Regions from separate parts of the Homo sapiens genome. Here region 2 is linked to region 1. A link is an interaction called in ENCODE POLR2A ChIA-PET data of the cell type or tissue named here. Cell type or tissue: OCI-LY7. All regions are shown on one strand.

Evidence for each region. ChIA-PET counts read pairs that join two places held together with the same protein. Peaks named below come from ENCODE experiments on the same cell type or tissue, not always from the same donor. Only the 100,000 strongest peaks of a DNase experiment are listed, where the experiment ranks them.
Region 2: POLR2A ChIA-PET joins it to region 1 with 6 read pairs; 5 of 35 experiments call an interaction of 5 or more read pairs at or near these places.

What each region holds. Positions count from the first base shown.
Region 1 is chr1:203,829,629-203,832,128 of GRCh38, reverse strand. ZBED6 (zinc finger BED-type containing 6) reads right to left here. Exons shown (of 17, transcript NM_001395895.1): 5 at 2,475-2,500; 6 at 2,233-2,349; 7 at 1,926-2,006; 8 at 358-468. It overlaps ZC3H11A (zinc finger CCCH-type containing 11A), which reads right to left. Exons shown (of 18, transcript NM_001376342.1): 6 at 2,475-2,500; 7 at 2,233-2,349; 8 at 1,926-2,006; 9 at 358-468. Among named protein-coding and RNA genes, the nearest start is that of SNRPE, 31 kb to the left of the region's middle. In OCI-LY7, no CTCF peak of the experiment used is centred here; no DNase peak of the experiment used is centred here.
Region 2 is chr1:203,628,881-203,631,380 of GRCh38, reverse strand. All of the region lies in intron 1 of ATP2B4 (ATPase plasma membrane Ca2+ transporting 4), which reads right to left. Among named protein-coding and RNA genes, the nearest start is that of ATP2B4, 3.3 kb to the right of the region's middle. RefSeq lists an enhancer at 908-1,594 and silencers at 1,649-1,708, 1,769-1,848. In OCI-LY7, no CTCF peak of the experiment used is centred here; DNase peaks (open chromatin) are centred at 1,360, 1,660 and 2,330; H3K4me3 peaks cover 1,817 bases; H3K27ac peaks cover 1,362 bases.

The DNA.
Region 1 (2,500 bases):
TGAGATCATGCCATTGCACTCCAGCCTAGGCAACAGGAGTGCAACTCTGTCTCAAAGAAATAAATAAAAAACTTTATTATATATACCTATTATTCTTTAGTCACATGGGAAGCCAATAAATGTATTGAGTGGATATAAACAGTAAATGGAAAAATATATGTGAGGGCTGCTTGACAAAGAATTTCAACCTTTTAAATATTAGAGTTGAATGTACCAACTTTTCATCTTTAGATTATCTCATCAGCATACTAACAAATTCCTGAAAATTCATCAAAGGTAAAAGATACCCAAGGATTTTGCATTCCCAATTATATAAAAGTAGAGGCTTGACAACTCTAAGACCTATCTATACCTTACCTTGTTTGGTGGAGAGAGTTACTGTCCTCACCACAGTCCTGACATTTTCTTTTTCAGGACCTGGAACGGGCTCAGGGTGGAGTAAAAGACTGGAAACTCCTGAAGAACCCTCTGAATAAGGCAAGTCAAAGAACAGCAAATAATTTATGGAAAATAATGCTATCCCAAGTCAAAAAATTTGTTTTTGTAACCAGTTAAGTCCAATACAGACTGATATTATGACTATAAGCCAATCAGCCTTTCTGTATCTGTTTGCCTACAGTCAAATGGAGTAGTGGTGAGGGGAGCCTTGGGCATGATGTGAAAACAAAATATAAAATTATTTTGAGTGACTTAGGCACCCAAACTACTTTTATTTACCAATAAGGCTAATATTTACCAATAAAGCTAGTATTATTCTAAAATTAACCTCAGAGGTACACTAGCCATCAGGTGTATCAATCCAACCTATTCTATTTAATCATCTGAAAACACAACTCCAAGGTTGCTATAAAGCAAGCCTTAAAAGAAGGTTTTTAGAACCATTTCTCTCTATATATACTACACTTCACACTATAAATTTTAAGGCTGGGGGCTGGGCGCAGTGGATTACCTGAGGTTGGGAGTTCGAGACCAGCCCAACCAACATGGAGAAACCCTGTCTTTACCAAAAATACAAAATTACCCAGGCGTGGTGGCGCATGCCTGTAATCCCAGCTACTCAGGAGGCTGAGGCAGCAGAATAGCTTGAACTGGGAGGTGGAGGTTGTGGTGAGCAAAGATTGCGCCATTGCACTCCAGCCTGGCAACAAAAGCAAAACTCTGTCTCAAAAAAAAAAAAAAAAAAAAAAAAAAAAAAAAAAAAAATTGGGGGTTGGAAATACAGAGCAATCAGGCTGACGTAAGCTCCAGAAGAAAATCCTAGCAGCTCTTGAGGAAGAACTCTTCTACTAGAAAATGACGTTTTTCCTTTTTTTTCTTTTTTGAGACAGAGTCTTGATCTGTCGCCAGGCTGGAATACAATGGTGCGATCTCAGCTCACTGCAACCTCTGCCTCCTGGGTTCAAGCAATTCTCATGCCTCAGCCTCCCGAGTAGCTGGGACTACAGGTGCATGCCACCCCGCCTGGCTAATTTTTTGTTTTAGTAGAGACGGGGTTTCACCATGTTGGCCAGGATGGTCTGGATCTCCCAACCTCATGATTCGCCCTCCTCGGCCTCCCAAAGTGCTGGGATTACAGGCGTGAGCCACCACGCCCAGCCTTTCCTCTCTTAATATAATTTCTTTTTAACCACTATAAGAACTTACAGAATTAATATAGTTCTTATATGATGTTCTTCAGAGCTATATTTTTCAAGATATACAAGTTCTTTCAGATTCTTTATTGTACCCAGCTCTGAAAAGTTAGGGACTGAAACACAGCTGCAGTGAATTAAAAGCAACCACAATTTAAATAAGTCTGTGTTTTACTTCAAACAGGCCATGGAAATGAAAATCTATTTGCTCATTTTGGCTGTTGCTTCTAGAAGCGTCCTTAGTATTCTTCCCTAGCAACATACAACTATCCATGCCAAAACGTGATGACTTACCACCTTGCTTCTTAGATTTTTCCTTCATTTTCTTTGACTTAATTTCCTCAAGAGTTTTTATTCCAAAATTCAAACATTCACCTGAAAATTCAAATAGAAATTTTATGAGGAACGGGAGCCTTTTCATCTTTGTATTTTATCTGTACATAGCAGGCATTTATTTTTGAATAAATGATCAACAGAAACTAAGTATAGGTAAGTATGCGTGTAGCATGGGAAAAAGAAGAGGGAGGTCAATGATTGTGAACTAAATTTCAAAGGTAGTTTCAACAGTGCTATAAGAGGCACCAATCTAGCCTCTTCTTACCTTGCTTTATATTGACTGCAGGTTTCCGGACAGAAGTCACTCGTAATCCATTGTGAACTTCAGGAGTTGGTTGCAGGGTAGGTGTTTTGGTTTCATCACCTTCCTCAGAAAACTGATCTATATATCAACATTTAAGGCAAATTCACAATTAAAAATACGCCTATAGCTTTAATCCTGATTCTGCCCAATTCACTATGAGACCCTATTTATTTGCCTTAAAGAAGGAGCCAGACAGAACTTACCATCATCATCTTCATCATCATCTGCA
Region 2 (2,500 bases), 200 kb after region 1:
ATCCCAGTTCATCTTCCCTGAGTTGTCCCAGGGATTTGTGCATGAAACTTGGGAAACTAGAGCAGAGGTGAGTAATGAGGCTGAGGATCTTAGGCAGAGAGGAACTGGGGTGAGGAAAGGTAGAAATGGGGGCTCTGCCCCTTGGCACCTATGTTCTCAATCCTTTCCTTTCCTTTGGCCTCTCCACTATCCTTCACACATAGACTGCCTCTCAAGCCTCTTCCCTGACCCAGAGCCCTTGGCTCTGGTCCTCACTAGATCCTGCCTGGTTTCCCTCCTCAACTCAAGTTCATGTAGGCTGAACACAGAGGACTGGCTTAAGGTAGAGGCAGAAATAGAAAGTCCCTGTCATTTCTGTTTTAACATGTACAGAGGAAATAAGTCAGTGGAACAAGAATGGCTCACACAAGGGAAAGAGGAAAGAGGACACAAGGAGAGATACTGGCAGAGGAAGCCAAGGGCAAAACATTCCACACAAGCATTTTGGACTCCAGCCCCAGGGCCTGCTCTAATCCTATGACCTGCAGAAAAGGGGACATGAGTGGAGAAAGGTTGTCATCCCAGTCTGACAAGGCAGAGGCCTTGCTTTTCTCATCCCTCTTTCCTTCTCACCCCTACCCACCAAATACCCACTGGGATGACAGGAATCAATGCTTATCTGAGAAGCAGGGAACTGGGCTGGGTAGGGAGCCTTGTCTGAGGGGCGCCCTTCGGGGGAAGAATTCAGATTGCCTGAAGAATCCTTCCAGAGAAGGATAGTTAAGACTCTGGGTGGGGTGTTCCCCTTCAAGGTCAAACACTTGGAGCTAATCTAACCTAAGCCAAACAGTTTTTTAGGGGTTTGGCTAACGGGGTTTGTCTTGGTCATTCTGGGGACTAAGAATGAACAAGATCCTTTTCTCTCTCCAAGGCTTAGTGGGTCTGCAATGCTCTGTCCTAGTGGATAGGGCTAATCCATGTCTTTGGGTGCTGGGTCCAAGGCCAGGAGCATTGAAAAAAAAAAAAAAAAAAGAGAGAGAGAGAGAGAGAGAGAAAAGGGGTTTCGGAGTTTTTGAGAGAAGCTAAATTCTTGAATAAGGGGCAGTTTCCGGTGGAAGGCTTGACCTGCTGACAGGTGGCAGGGAGCAGCCCAGACCCCGTTCCTCTCGGGACCTCCGGTTAGTGGGAGTGGGGAAGAGTAAAGCCTCCCGATATCCTGGCCCAGGACATCCAGCCCCTACACATCACCTTACCTCTTCCAGCCCCCACACCTTCGGCAAATTCTAACTGCTCTCCTTCTGCCCCTAACTGGGCCCTCTCATTTTGATTTTCTTCTGACAAAGACCACAGCAGTGTGACAAATCTGCCTAGCCACGCCCTGTCACCTCTACCGTGGAGAGCAGGCTTTCCATTGTGCAGAGGGGAAACTGGAGGCCAGACGGCGGGTTAGGAACTCGCTGGCGTCAGGCTGATTCCAAGGCCCCCAAACTGCCCGTGCTTCTCTCAACATGCCTTGACCCAGCGCTCTAACATCCCAGGCTCCGTGCTGGGCGCTGGGAGTCCCAGGGGTAAGACGGGCTGTGCTCCTTTGACTTGACCTTGAATCTAGAGACTTGGTGGTAAATGGAAGGGAGAAGGGTCTGAGGCTCGGCACAACCTGGGAGGCAGGAAGCCTCCGTTCGCCGCTCGGTTCGCATTCTCCACGGAGTTCTCAGACTACAGCAGAGCCCGGGAGGGTGGAGCCCAGCGGCGGAGAGGCTGGCGGGGCGGGGTCGCAGAGGCCGCGGAGAGCACAGGGGCCGCAGGGTTGCGCAGTCAATCCTGCCCCGAGCCCCGGGGGAAGGGCTGAGACTGCGGGAGCCGATTACCCCTTTGGCCGCGACCCCGGGCTCAGGCGACCCGGTGCGCGCTAAATAACGACCTCACGGAGAAGCCGTCCCCGAGCCCACCAACATCGACCCCTAATCAGATTACTGAAAATAGGAAGGCCGGCTGCAGGAATAGCTGCACTCTGAGCCTCCACGATGGGAGGCCGCGGCGAAAGCGGCGTGATTTTCGAGGTTGCACCTCAGCAAGATGGTGGCAGGGAGGATGGGACTCCCGAGGAGGAGTATAGAAATGGATCCCCTCCCTCCAGAACACGGGCATTAATTCTGTCTTGGGGGCCCTGCCCACTGGGGAAGGCCTCATTCCCTTCTCGAGCAGAACACAGGTAGGGAAGAGCTGTCTAGCCGAGGGGTGCAGTCAGATCAATCAACACCTCAAAGTGAAAATCAAATCGTTCCTGTTGCATCCCCAGCCCCGAGATGAGCTCTCCTCTAAGTGTTTTACTTCCTTCTCCCGCAGTGTCTCAGCTGTAGCCTTTACCACTCCTCCAAGCCCTGGGGCTGAAGGCAGGTGTTTCCTCTCCCCCAGCCTGATTCCCACAGATTTGTCTGCTTCAGGGTTTAGGGCCCACCTTCCAGAACACGCCTTACCAAGCTGCCACCATCCTTCCTGCCCCTCCCAGAGTCTGCTCCCC